Linked DNA regions of Mus musculus: region 1 is linked to region 2. The links are chromatin contacts, found by Hi-C in ENCODE. All regions are on one chromosome and are shown on one strand. Each heading gives the region's core, a stretch centred on a gene start or an enhancer-like site at or near the end of the contact. The rest is flanking DNA. Distances are from core to core; before and after follow the strand shown. Region 1 overlaps Cab39 (calcium binding protein 39). Region 2 holds the start of Sp110 (Sp110 nuclear body protein).

Region 1 (6,500 bases), core at 2,115-4,614, 210 kb after region 2:
TGACATTACATCCTCAGGAATTATTATAAAGAGAATTTGGGTGTTAAGTATTTTTGTTGATAGTTTTGTTTTTAATTTTGTGTGTGTGTGTGTGTGTGTGTGTGTGTGTGATATGTGTGTTTCTCTATGTGTGTGCATGTGTCTTTCTCTCACAGAGTTGAGGGCCATATGTCAGTTATAGGTGTCTTCCTCAGTCCATCTGCACTGTATTTCAAGGGTGGGATTGATTGATTGATTGATTGATTGATTGATTGATAATTGATTTAGAGGTAGGGTCTCACTATGTAGTCCTGCCTGGACTATAGTCAGATCAGACTGGCTTAATCCATTTTGTTTTGTTTTGAGAACGAGACTTCTCTGAGCCTCAAAGCTGAGTTCTAGGGGTCTGCCTGTCTCTCTCTGCCCCCACCCACACCCCAAAGCTTTGGGTTACAGCCTTTCACTATCAGTCCCAACTTTTCATAGTGGGTGCTGGGGATCTCTGCTCAGGTCCTAGTGTTTGTGTTTTTCTGAAGGAGCCATCTTCTTTCTTTCAAACTCCTGTTGTTCACCTTACCATAGAAAACAAGGTAAGGAACAGTAGAAAAACAGAAAAAAATTAACTCTTGGGTCAGGGTTAATACACAAATTAACATCTGTCTTGTGTACTGTCAGGTGAAATCCCACATTTGGTTTTGAATAGGGTAGCTAGAATAAGGAGTCAGTTCCAAGACTATGTAAAACACAGGCTGGCCACTTAAAGATGCCTGACATTTCCAGGAATTAAGGTCAGTATAGTGTCTACAAATGAGCTACTTAGTCTTAAGATATCTTTTATTTTTATGCCTAAAGATAATATTGGCCTGGAGTGCAGTATTATTAAATCATTATTTTTTTTAAAGATTTATTTATTTATTATATGTAAGTACACTGTAGCTGTCTTCAGACACACCAGAAGAGGGCGTCAGATCTCATTACGGATGGTTGTGAGCCACCATGTGGTTGCTGGGATTTGAACTCCAGACCTTTGGAAGAGCAGTCGGGTACTCTTACCCACTGAGCCATCTCACCAGCCCCAAAATCATTATTTTTCTGAGTGGTCTAAACCCACTTGGGATTCTTCCACTTTGACCTGGAGTTGTGGGATTGTAGGCATGTACCACTGTATCATGTTAAAGTCATTGATTTTCTGATGCTCTGGAGCTGTCATAGAGGCCTTGTAATAATGCCTCCAAACATCTGGAGACACCAGAAAGGTTTAAGGTTATAATCTCAGGTAACTGCTCTGGCTTTAACAATTGGCTAATCCTAGTGGACAGCACTAATAGCTGCCTCTGAAAAGTAAAGAGCTTACCCATGGCTTGGTGCAGCTCTGAGTACCTACATTTGATTTGGATGCCAGTAAAATGCCAGATGACTTGGCGTCTGCCAGTAATCCCAGTACTTGGGAAGCAAAGGTAAGAGGACAAGTGTGAGTCAGCTTGCATTACATATGACTTACAGATTAGGTTCTACCTGTGACATCCAAGTCCATTATCTAAACAGTAGGGACGAGGTGGTACGACTGGAGCAGACTCACCTCTTACTCCAGAACCCAGCTACCACAAAGTTTGAAAGCTGCTTTCATCACCATAGCTAATGCCATTTTTATCTGAAGATGCTTCTGCACTTGTATTATTCATCTCCCATGATTTTGAAACAAGTTCACCCTATTTGCTTCCCTCCAAGAACACTTGTAGGAATCCATCCAGTTTTAATCAGTATAACTTTCTGTTCAAACCACTGTGATTCTGACACTTCAGTTAGCAATACTCTCAATATTTGGAGGAGGTAAAAAAAAAATCAAGAAGATGCTGGGCATGATGATGTATGCCTTATATCGCAGCATTTTGGAGTCAGAGGCAAGTGCATCTCTGAGATCCAGGGAAATTGTGGGACTGTATCAAAAAAAACTAGAAAATAAAATAAGAAATTAGAAAATCAATCAAGATGAAAGATGTGGGGTATCTGCATCTGGGTGATATCTGTGTGGTTGAATTGTTCCTTTGTGTGCACGCTCGGGGATTCAGCCTCTGTAGTCACTTGGTAGCATTCCACTTTGGAAATAGTGAAGGAAACATTAAGTTCTATGTGGAAAATGTGTAGAGGACCGAAAGTTTTCAATGTAAGTAGCTCTTCCTGGTTGGGGTGTCTCTCAGCTGCTGTGCTCCCGTGGCTATAAAAAGCAATTGCTTCCTCATTTTAGATACAGATTTCAGATGAAAAGGCAGATTTTCCTGTTTGACTGTATTGTGCTATCAACACATCAGGAGTGAGTGGAATGTTCTTTGAGCAATAAAAAAAGGCATGTGGCCATTCTGTAACAGCACTTGGGCTTCTCAACTTTTGCCTTCCTTTCCACTCCATACTTTCTTACCCACAGAACTTGAAAAAAAAATTACAAAATAATTTGTTTCCATATCAGACTTTAGACTGTGCATACAGCTCTTAGCCAATTGTAATACATCTTCTGGTTTTCCCTTCAAAATTATCAGTGTCTAAGGGCCAGTTCAGGGAGCATCATCTCCTTGATGCCTGCCTGCATGCCTCTAGCATACAGTGTGCCTTGCCTGTCCTCTGAACTTGGTATTGATGAGGTTTTCATTAGGATAGATTTTAAGTCTGTTCTGTGTGTACCTATCTTTATAATCTACTTCAAATCATGATCTCATCTTTTTAGATCCATGAGCTGAGTTGTTGGTATGTGGTGGGAATCTTCATTCCCTCTAAAAGCACATGCAGCCACTTTCTGTATGATCCTGCCAGCTAGTTGACAGCTGCAGTCTAGTTGCTTCCCTGATGTTAAACACTATTTAGCCTCATTGTTTCATTGAGAGCTCTTTTCTCAACCTAAGACCAAGCCTTCATAAGCCAGTTAATGTGTTGACAAAGAGGCTAGAAAGGCTATGGTTTCTGGGTAGAAGAAAGGTCATCTTTCATAGAATGTTCTACATCAGTGGTTCTCACTATGGGTCACGACCCCTTTGAGGGTTGCATATCAGGATATCCTGCATATCAGATACTTATATTATCTAGTAGTAAAACTATAGTTATGAAGGAACAACAAAATAACTTTATATGGTTGGGGCCATCACAGCATGAGGAACTGTATTAGAGGTGTGCAGTGTTAGGAAGGTTGGGAACTGCTCTTCTACAGGACCCGCAGTCTGAAGTGCCATGCAGTTGTGCAGTCTGCCTCCAAATATTTCTGCTGAAAAAAGTTTATTTACACTAAATACTACTATTTGACAGCCTTTGGGCAGTTACAAAGAAAACAAACCTGCAAATCTCCAACTATGGTGGTGCAGCTTGGACTGGCTCTGCAGTCTGTTTGTGCTTTTGTGGGCGTTTGGCCAGAACAAAAATAGTAATGCCAGACCTTGAAGGAGAGTGATTTCCCAGGTTTATATATCTGATTCTGTAGACATTTAAAGCTGTGAGTTTAAATTTTTTTCAAAATATAGTTCTTTATCAGAGTAATAACTAAGGGCAAATTTAGAAATTACTTTTACAAATATAATTTTTTAAAGCCACCAAATTTCTAACACATCATTAGTTTTTCACCCTAAAGGGAATTTTCCAAAAGGTACCTTTGTCTGGCCATACTTGAGATTTGTGTCAGGTTTTTCTCTTCTGTTTACAGTTACAAGCTTGAATATTGCGTTCTTCTTCAGGAATTTGCTTTCTAAAGGGCAGGGTTGGCTATTTGCTTTTCTTATTTACAAAAATGTGGGTGAGACCATGGTGTTTGTTCATAATCATATGGACTGTGTTTGCACAGCCTTGTGGCAGAGCAAGTAAAGTTTACCCTCGTAGTTTCTTGAAGACTGATACTTTTTCATTATTAAAAAAAAAAAAAAACTATTTCTGTTCTGGTTTATTATATGTGTATGTATGTCTCACTTTGCACATGTCAAGGTCAGAGGACAACTTGCCAGAGTGAGTTCTTCTACTCTCTGGGTTCTATGGATTGCACTGTCAGGCTTGTTGGCATACGTATTTACCCACTGAGACATCTCATTGGCCCAGTTTGTCATACTTTTTTATTTTATGTGTACAAGTATTTTGCCTACAATATGTGTATGTACTGTTTGGGAGTCTGGTGTCTCTCGACACTAAGCGAGAGTGTCAAAACTCCCAGAGCTGGAGTTAGAGTCCGTTGTGAGCCAAGGTATGGGTACTGGGAATTAAACCTGGACAATCTGCAGGAACAGCAAGTGCTCTTAACTGCTGGGCCATCCATCTATCAACCCTGTTTTTCATTTTTAAATGTGAAAATTGGTTAACTTTTCTTATTAAGTTATACTTATTAAATTATTTCTTATTAAATTACATATACTGTTTGTAAATCGTTGAAATTCACGTTTTGAAATTGGTTCTAAAATTATAACTGTAGCTTTTAATTCTTTAATATATCTATGAATCATTTGAGATAGGACTAAAATGGTAAATCCATATTAATTTTAAAAGTTAGAGAAAGCAGTCAGTTATGTATTATAATTGCATATAAATAATAATTTGTAATATGTAACCATAATTTCCAATCTCAAGTTATATGAATTCTTTGCATTGTAACAGTTTGAGAAGTCTAGCATGTGAATAAGAAAGCTGTCAAAGCTTTTCAGATTGACTTATAAAGAAATTTTATTTATTTACTTAGTATAAGTATATATATGTTGTGTAACCTACAGTGTGCATGTGCCTACCACATGCTTATCAGTGTTCTGAGACCAGAAGATGTCATAACTCCCAGAGCTAGAGTCACATGGAGTTGGGAGCCTCCTGACATGAGTGCTAGGAACCTAGCTTAGGTTCTCTGAGAGGCAGCTGGGAAGTTTCTTAGTGTTCTGAGCCATCTTACTAGACCCTACAGATTAATTTCCAGCCTTTGTTTTGCTTATTGCAGGTCTCATCAGTAGATTGAAAAATCACTTTAGTGAATTACCACCAGCCTTTAGAAGGAGGGAGTACAGTGGAACAAAAAACAGAATGCAGAGTAATATGAGAAATTAATGAAAGTATACAGTATAATTTTACCAATTAGCAATAAGTACTGTTTGGTGATAATTGGTTGGTTGGTTAGGTTTTTGGTTGGTTGTTTTTGTTTTGTTTTGTTTTTCTCTTTTTAGTCTTTTCCAAGCTGACCTTGGAACTCCCTGGCTGAGGAGGATCTGGAATTCCTGATCCTTCTGCCTTTATCTCTCAAGTGCTAGAGTTACAAGTTTATGTCACTATACTCGATTCTTGTTCTTATTGTATAAATGTGTGATCTGTAAGCCTCCATTGGTAACAGGAATAAAGGTAGATTTCTTGGTCTTGTAGTTGTTTAAGTTACTACTGGAGAGAGATTGACTGTAGACTTTAGTTGGAAAGTTCCAGTATCGTGTCTTGCCTGGGTGTGTATCTTGGTTTTTTGGTTTTTGATTTTTTTGTTTTTTTGTTTTTTTGTTTGTTTTGTTTCCAAGACAGGGTTTCTCTGTATAGCCCTGGCTGTCCTGGAACTCACTTTGTAGACCAGGCTGGCCTCAAACTCAGAAATCCGCCTGCCTCTGTCTCTGCCTCCCTAGTGCTGGGATTAAAGGCGTGCTCCACCACGCCCAGCTCTGGGTTTGTATCTTTAACAGAAAGTAAAGGAAGATCTGTGTGATTTTACTCATCAAAGTTGTAGTTGGCAGGAATTGGATAAGAGAAACTAATAATGCAATAAATGACAGAATCAAGATTCAAGAAAAAATTACATTTTGGGGTGGGGGTGGCTCTGTGTGCACATGTCTGTGCCAATGTGTCTGTCTGCATATGTGGAGGACAGAGGGCAGTTTTGGAAGTCAGTTCTGTCCTACCACCAGCTCAGGTTGTCACTTTGGCAGAGGATGTCTTTACCTGCTGAGATGTCTCATTGTTCTCCCACATACATATACACACCCTAATTTAAATGTACTGTGTGTTGGATCTAAATCAGAAGAAATTTAGAAGTAAATGCTCCTTCCTACAGGCTTGTCCCAAATGGAGCAGTTATCAGGTGAGGATGTAGAACATGCAGGAAAGACTGGAGTAGATGGAATTGCTCAGGAAGTTTATCAGCTGCATTCTTTGACTATTGAAACTATCAATAAGATTCAAGACCAAATTTAATGCTTATGCTGGTCAGATTGCATGTGGAGTTGAGTGTTAAGTTTGATCCACCACACTCAGACAAACAGTTGAAGAACTCCCAATTGTGCCAGCTGCCTCTGCTCATTTTTACCAGACTTGAGCTGGATGGACTTTAGAGGAATTCTGTTGCTAGCTTGGCTAAATCTTGTGCAGATAGCATGTGCACACATTCCTGCCTTATTTTGTTTATTTATTTTCTCCCTGGGGTTTGAACCTAGGGCTTCGTACAAACCAAACCAGCACACTGACAATGTGCTATACTCCTAGCACCTTGTTTGTTTTTGAGACAAGATCTTGTCCTCTAACTTAGGCTGGCTTCAAATTCATGA
Region 2 (6,388 bases), core at 1,027-3,526:
CATGCTAGATTATACAATCTGGAGGGGGCTGAGTACTAATCGAATCTTGACATTCTAGATGCTGGTTTACAGTTGAGAAAGTGCTTGGCCACAGCCAGAGTGTATGTATAGAGAGAGTTGAATATATATGAGCTGGCTTAGAACAGATCACCTGCAGTGTAGCAGAGCACTATCTCATACCAATGCTCATGAAAAAGAGACCACCCAACATGTAGAGCTAGAAAGCTGGTAATATTTAGACACTGAAAAATCACTCACAACACTTTGACGCAAGCAGACAACACATGAATAAAATCAGGAAGGATATGAAAAATAGGATTGGTCAAAGTCAACGCTTGGTTTTATGACCCCATTTCATTCTTCAGGATGGACCTGGGTCTTCTTATGGAATGTTTCTAAAAATCGACTGCTTCTGGATCATGAGAAAATAACCAGTGAGTTATAACAGAAAACTTCCAGGTGGCAAACTGTTGTAAGAAGGCAGGCCCTAGTAAACCTTTTGATCACAGAGGGGGCGCTTTTGTTGTTGATTGGCAGTAGTGGGGATGGAGTCCAGGACCTGTGCATCTTAGGCAAGTGCCCTATCCCTGAGCTGCATCCCAGCTAGCAACACAGTTCTGTTTATTTGTTTGCTAATCTTAAACACAAAGAAGGCAAAGGTCCCCCTTTCCTCTTTTTTAAAACAGAATATTAAATATTAAAGAGTATTTCCAAAGAGTATTTCCAGGAATTTAATCCCAGCATCACATTGAGTAGACTTGTCTGTCCCTTTCTTCTTCTTTCCCAATCTCTTAAACTTAGCAAAAAAAATGTTGAGGAGAAAACAAAAAGAAGCCGACTTCACAGTAGGACTGTAGAGCAGGGAGATGTGTCACAGATCATCCAGTCCTGAGGGAATCCTGGCAGACTGGGGACAGGTGGGAGGGAAAGCTGTTGAGGCTACTTGTGGGGGAGGGGAGGGGAGGCAGCAAGAACATGTGCTCTGGGTTCTGCTTAGGATGGCAGCAGCACTCAGACCTACGCTGCTGTGGCAACTTTGCCATTTGCCGCCTGCCACAGTTTCCGAAGATGGAAGTCAGATCTACAGAGGTTAAGTACCTGTGCCAAGGACACCAATCTACAGTAGAGTGTGTCTGTCTCTGATATTTTGTTTCTCACTGTGCAAGATATGGTATCTCAAGCCTGAGGAAATGGTGCAAGCCTTTAATGCCAGCACTGGAGGCAAAGGCAGTTGGAGGCCATCCTGATATATATAGTTCCAGGACACTCAGGGCTACACAGAAATTCTGTCTTGAAGAGGGGAAAAAAGATCCTGTGTCTCAGCTGCCTGCATGCAGGTTTTTATTATGTTAAGGGCCTTACAAATAAATTAGGGAAAGACAAACACCCATTAGGAAAGACAAAGCCCCAAACAATCAATAAAATGAGCATCATATACAATGAATGCATAATTAAGCTGGGAAAAGGCAGACAAGTCGAAGGACTTGACAGTGCATAGTACTATCAAAGTGACCAGGAGACAAAACAATAGTCACAGTCCCTGATAGGGTAGAAGTGAAAAGCATTTCAAGTGTTCTGTGACTTATTTGGAATCAGGGTCACCAGCTGTAAAAATTACATTTCCCTTGAATTTTCACGCACAGTAATGTATTTCAGTGAAATGACCATGGACTAAAACCAAAAAAAGCAAACATACAAAAACCATCCATACCCCCGCTAGAGAGAAGTAAGGGCGCCCCTTACTTTCTCTTTCCCAATAGCTCCATAATTAGGCAAGTGTTGGAAGATGATAACGGCACCGCCCACCGTGGACACTTGCGAGGTCCAACCTCGGGAATAGGCACTGGACACTGTCCCCAAAGTCTGTTTCAGAAAAAGAGTTGTGTGTATAAGCCCTCACTGCCCTCCCCTCCCCTCCCCTTCCTCCCTCTTATCCACCTCCACTCCAGGGTCCGAGCCAGGATCCGGAGCCATGCTCGAGTCTCTGGACAAGATTACTTAGCAAAGAGAGAACCTGGGGAGTCTAGGGTACAGCAGACAAAAGCTGACCCCAAGAATCAGGAATCTAGTTGCAGAGCCCAAGAGCAGAACGCACCTGGATGCTGAGGGCTGCCACGGGTTCTCCCGAGTTCTCCCAGGTCACTGCCTGGATTAGTTAAGGGGTTCCTGGATCCTTCCTGGAAAAGCCTGACAGCCCAGTCTGGACCCGAAGTTATGCTGCCTTGGAAGTCCCGCGGGGAGTCAGGCTTCAAGAAAAGAAAAATGAAAGTGATCTCAGCACACTGAGCAGGAAGCCAGCCAGCCACACCAATTCCGCCCTCCACTCCTCCACCCCTGCCTTGTGCGGTTCCCCAGCGTGGTTAGCATTATGGGTTTCAGGGGCACTTGCTGGGAATCCAGATCTGCCTGGAGTGGAGTGAGAGGCAGGGAGGCAAAGGATTAACACTGGAGAACATGGGAAGGGTGTGTCCACTGTCCCCTTCCTAACCTGGGGATCTATTCCCCCAGTGGTCTCATTGTAACCTTTAGGAAGTATTCTCAAACTGCATTGGGGTGAAGGTTATCCTGAAAAAAATTGCTAGAAGTTATTAAATTAACAACAACAACAACAACAACAACAACAACAACCAGAGCTGGCATCTTTGAAATGTCTAGAATTTGTCAGGATCACTATGTGAGAAAATTGAAATAAAACAAAAGGCAACCAAGTGACTCTCGAAAGAGTCTGAGCTAGGGTCTCTGAGTGTTCAACTGAGAAGAGTTCTATGTAACCCCGTCTAATATTTCCCAAATGTATTTGATCCACAAGACACCCCAATTCCCCACCCCCAGGATACCCACGAGGCCTCTGGGACTTTAGATTTGAACCAAGGCTAGCCCACACAGGACAGAGCTTCTCTGTACTTCCTATGGAGACACCGACGGTAGAATTTGCAGCCAAGTACAGTTAGAACAGTAGGCTTGGCCCAGAGTGTCCCAGGGATGGGGACTGAGTGTGTGTGTGTGTGTGTGTGTGTGTGTGTGTGTGTGTGTGTAGAGGCTTGGCCCAGAGTGTCTCAGGGATGGGGACTGAGTGTGCATTAATGCTTGTGTGTGTGTGTGTGTGTGTGTGTGTGTGTGTGTGTGAGAGAGAGAGAGTCTGCACAAGAATCACAAGCATGCTTATGTGTCAGAAAATTACCCTACCCTCGAGAAACCTCTAAAGCAAGAAAAGTTATTACATCAGACAGATATGAATAAGGGCAAAGATTTCATTTGGAGTCACACATACTAGGACTACAGTAATGATGGTAAAACCTCACCTGGTATTTCACACCACGTGAGAGCTCATTAGACTTATACGTTTAACACAGTTTTAAAGATGCATTTACCTAAAGTGATGATTTTGGTGAACTTTACCAAATATAATCATGCCACAGTGATCACACAGGCCAAGTCCTCTGCCCTCCTAAAATCCCCTTGTTCTTGGCAGAAAACCCCCTCTCAGATTCCAGCCCCAGAGAACCACAGATCATCGGTTACACAGCTAAGTTTGACCGGCGCAGAAATGCCATATAAATGAAGACATAAAGTGTACTTTTTTTTTGGTGTATGGCTTTGTTTGCATCCCTGTACTCTTGGGACCTGTTCCTGCAGGTCAGTAATTTGTACCTCTTCAGCAGAGGTCTGAGCCTGGAGCCCTGGACAGGCCCTCGTCCCTAGCCACCTTGTCTCTGCCTCTGTTTTGCCTGTTATTTCCAGGCTTCTGTTGGTTGCTTTTGTTTTATTTGCATCTTTACGCCTGTTTCTTTACCTTTCCACTTCAGGCTGGTTTTCTAACTTACAGAATGAGAATGAGCATTCCAGATAAGAGCAACAGTTGTGCAGAGTAAATGTAAGGCACCCATTCTTCAAAAATGATACTGTCCCCGACTGGCTATAGCCTCGGCTGTGATCCACTTCCGAATTCTGTGAGATGCCTCTTGTTCTCAAGACCATGGTGAAATTGCTGAAGCCCTGTGTTGCCTCGCTGTCAGTGTCACACCTTAGCAAGCGGCTCTGCCTGGATTCTCTGCACTTGCCTTTGGTTGGTTGGAGGTGTGTGGGCGGGGTTGGGGGCGGTCTCTTGCTCTAGCTACCTTCAGAAGCTTCAAAAACTTTATGAAGCCACACCCGACTTTTCCTACTCTGCTGCTCAATTATCAGGTCCCAGCTTCTCTGGTTCTGACTTACTAGGGTGCCAGGACAGTTCCAAGTCTGAGAGACTGCAGACAATCTAACTCTTCCTGGTCTTTCCAGGCACCGCCCCCGCTTAGGGTTAAGGGACCACTTCCTTCCTATCCTAACAGCCAGCTGGCCTTAGACAGCTCTGAGCCCTTCCCTGAAACAGACCCTTCCACCTTCTTTCCTTAGAAGGCAGCAGGCGTCCCAGGTTTCTGGGGACTTGGGCTGTCTTTGCTCCTCCCCTCTGGGGCAGAGACTGGGGGTGGAGGGCAGTGCCTTAGTGCAGTGTTGTCATAGTTAAGCAATTTCACTTTCCTTTTTCTCCTCTTTGGAGGCCCCTGAAGGAGTTCTCTCTGGGCTTCCCAGAGACTCAGAGGGGGTTCGGTCTACCCTGAACAGGGTCCCTTGGAGTCTGTGTAGGGGATGGCAGGAGGCTACAATGAACTCAGCAGCAGGTAAGTCCCATTCTCTCTTGTCCCTTGTCTCTGCTAAGATCTGCCTTTAAATGTGTTACTAGGGCCGCCCAGGCTGGGTCCAAGGCCCACAGATATTTGAGACAGTGATCTCATAAGGAAAAGAAGAACTGGGTTTAGTTGGATTCCGAGGTAACAAGGGCCAGGTGGCAGCATTGAATCGCCGGAGACAAGGTGATTCTAGTTATTATAATGGACAGCGGAGACAAAAGAATGTTTATAATAACATACCCAGTAATGCTCAGCACAGGAGAGGTGAAATTTATAAAGGCATGACTCGGTTGGACATTTTCTTTGGCAGAGGCAACTCTAAAGGCTTCCATTTTGGCCTTTCCAACCATAATAGCCCTCACTCTACAGTTCAGGGAACCAATATGAGAATTCTGCCAATTTCTGAGTATATCTATCCCAATTATACATTCTGGAACTGGGGAAATCACCACAGGATGTGTCCGGGGACCTACTAGACCTACTGTGAGTTGGACATCAGTCAAAACTCCATTACTCACCTGCCCTCCATAAGCCCCTACTTAAACTGGAGGGCCACAATGTTTCTTGGGATCCCCTGGGATCAGTGTCAACTCAGAACCAGTATCCAGCAGACCCCGAAAAGTCTGATTATTTCCTTTTCCCCAGTGTACAGTTAGTTACCCTTGTAAAAGGCCGTAGGTCCCTCTGGGGAAGAACTGGAGAAAGGGTAACAGCAAAACCTTTGAGTGTCTTATCAAGATCCTTCCTCAGCGGAACCTGGCCACCCCTTCATTCAAGGGGTTCTGGATCTGCAAACTGTCTCAAGTCTGGAAATTGATTCACTGGCCGAGATTGCTGTTTACCACGATCTAATGTAGCCTTTCTTTCATTTGGCTGTTTACCACTATCTAATGTAGCCTTTCTTTCATTGTTTGAGAATTTTTCTGCTTATACAGATCAAACAAATATGCAGTAGGCTTCCTATGTATTTCATTCCTGGAAACACCATGATTGGTTAGCCAGTACCAAAGGTCCAACCGAGTCATGCCATTATAAATTTCACCTCTCCTGTGCTGACCATTACTGGGTATGTTATTATAAACATTCTTTTGTCTACGCTGTCCATTATAATAACTAGAATCACCTTGTCTCCGGCGATTCAATGCTGCCACCTGGCCCTTGTTACCTCGGAATCCAACTAAACCCAGTGAATTTAATTCATCTAATTGAGCAGAAGCATCTCCAATGCTAAGATCTGGCACAAGGAAAAGGGAAAGAACAAAATCCTTCAAATGTGCTGGTGCCCCTCTCACCAATTTGCGTCTTATAGAGCTGGTGAAAGGCATATCTTCTGGACCTTCCCATTGTGGACAATTATGCTTTACACAATATATCCACTCTAGCATTGCAATTTCCCTAAGTCTTAAAATCCCTTCATCAACACTAAGCCACGGAATATCAGGCATCTCCAAGTCATTTCCAGTAGGCCATCTTTTGATAAACACCTCAGCCAACCATTCAGACAAACTTTTGACACCTTTTTTAACTATGCGAGCTTCCATATTAAACCTAGAATCTTTTCTCAGAGGACCCATGTCAATAAACTCAGCCTGCTCTAGTTTTATGTTCCTTCCACCCTTATCCCACACCCTTAAAATCCATTCCCACACATATTCACCAGGTTTCTGCTTGAATGAATTAGCAAACTCATTAAGCTCCTTAGTAGTGTAGCGAATTTCCTC

Evidence for each region. A loop is a pair of places that touch in the nucleus more often than their neighbours do.
Region 1: a loop to region 2 is called in a map of T-helper 1 cell, with 2.5 times the contacts of the local background. The contact joins the enhancer-like site here to the promoter of Sp110 in region 2. A Hi-C loop is called at or near these places in 2 of 37 maps with a recorded cell type or tissue (T-helper 1 cell and T-helper 17 cell).

What each region holds. Positions count from the first base shown.
Region 1 is chr1:85,807,231-85,813,730 of GRCm38, forward strand. All of the region lies in intron 1 of Cab39 (calcium binding protein 39), which reads left to right. Among named protein-coding and RNA genes, the nearest start is that of Cab39, 17 kb to the left of the region's middle. Within about 2 kb of position 3,365, at least 1 of the 3 ENCODE cell types and tissues checked has a DNase peak (open chromatin) inside an H3K27ac peak, as active enhancers do.
Region 2 is chr1:85,596,534-85,602,921 of GRCm38, forward strand. It overlaps Sp110 (Sp110 nuclear body protein), which reads right to left and starts at 2,277. Exons shown (of 12, transcript NM_030194.1): 1 at 2,096-2,277. It overlaps Sp140 (Sp140 nuclear body protein), which reads left to right and starts at 4,170. Exons shown (of 17, transcript NM_001013817.2): 1 at 4,170-4,658. The coding sequence starts at 4,627.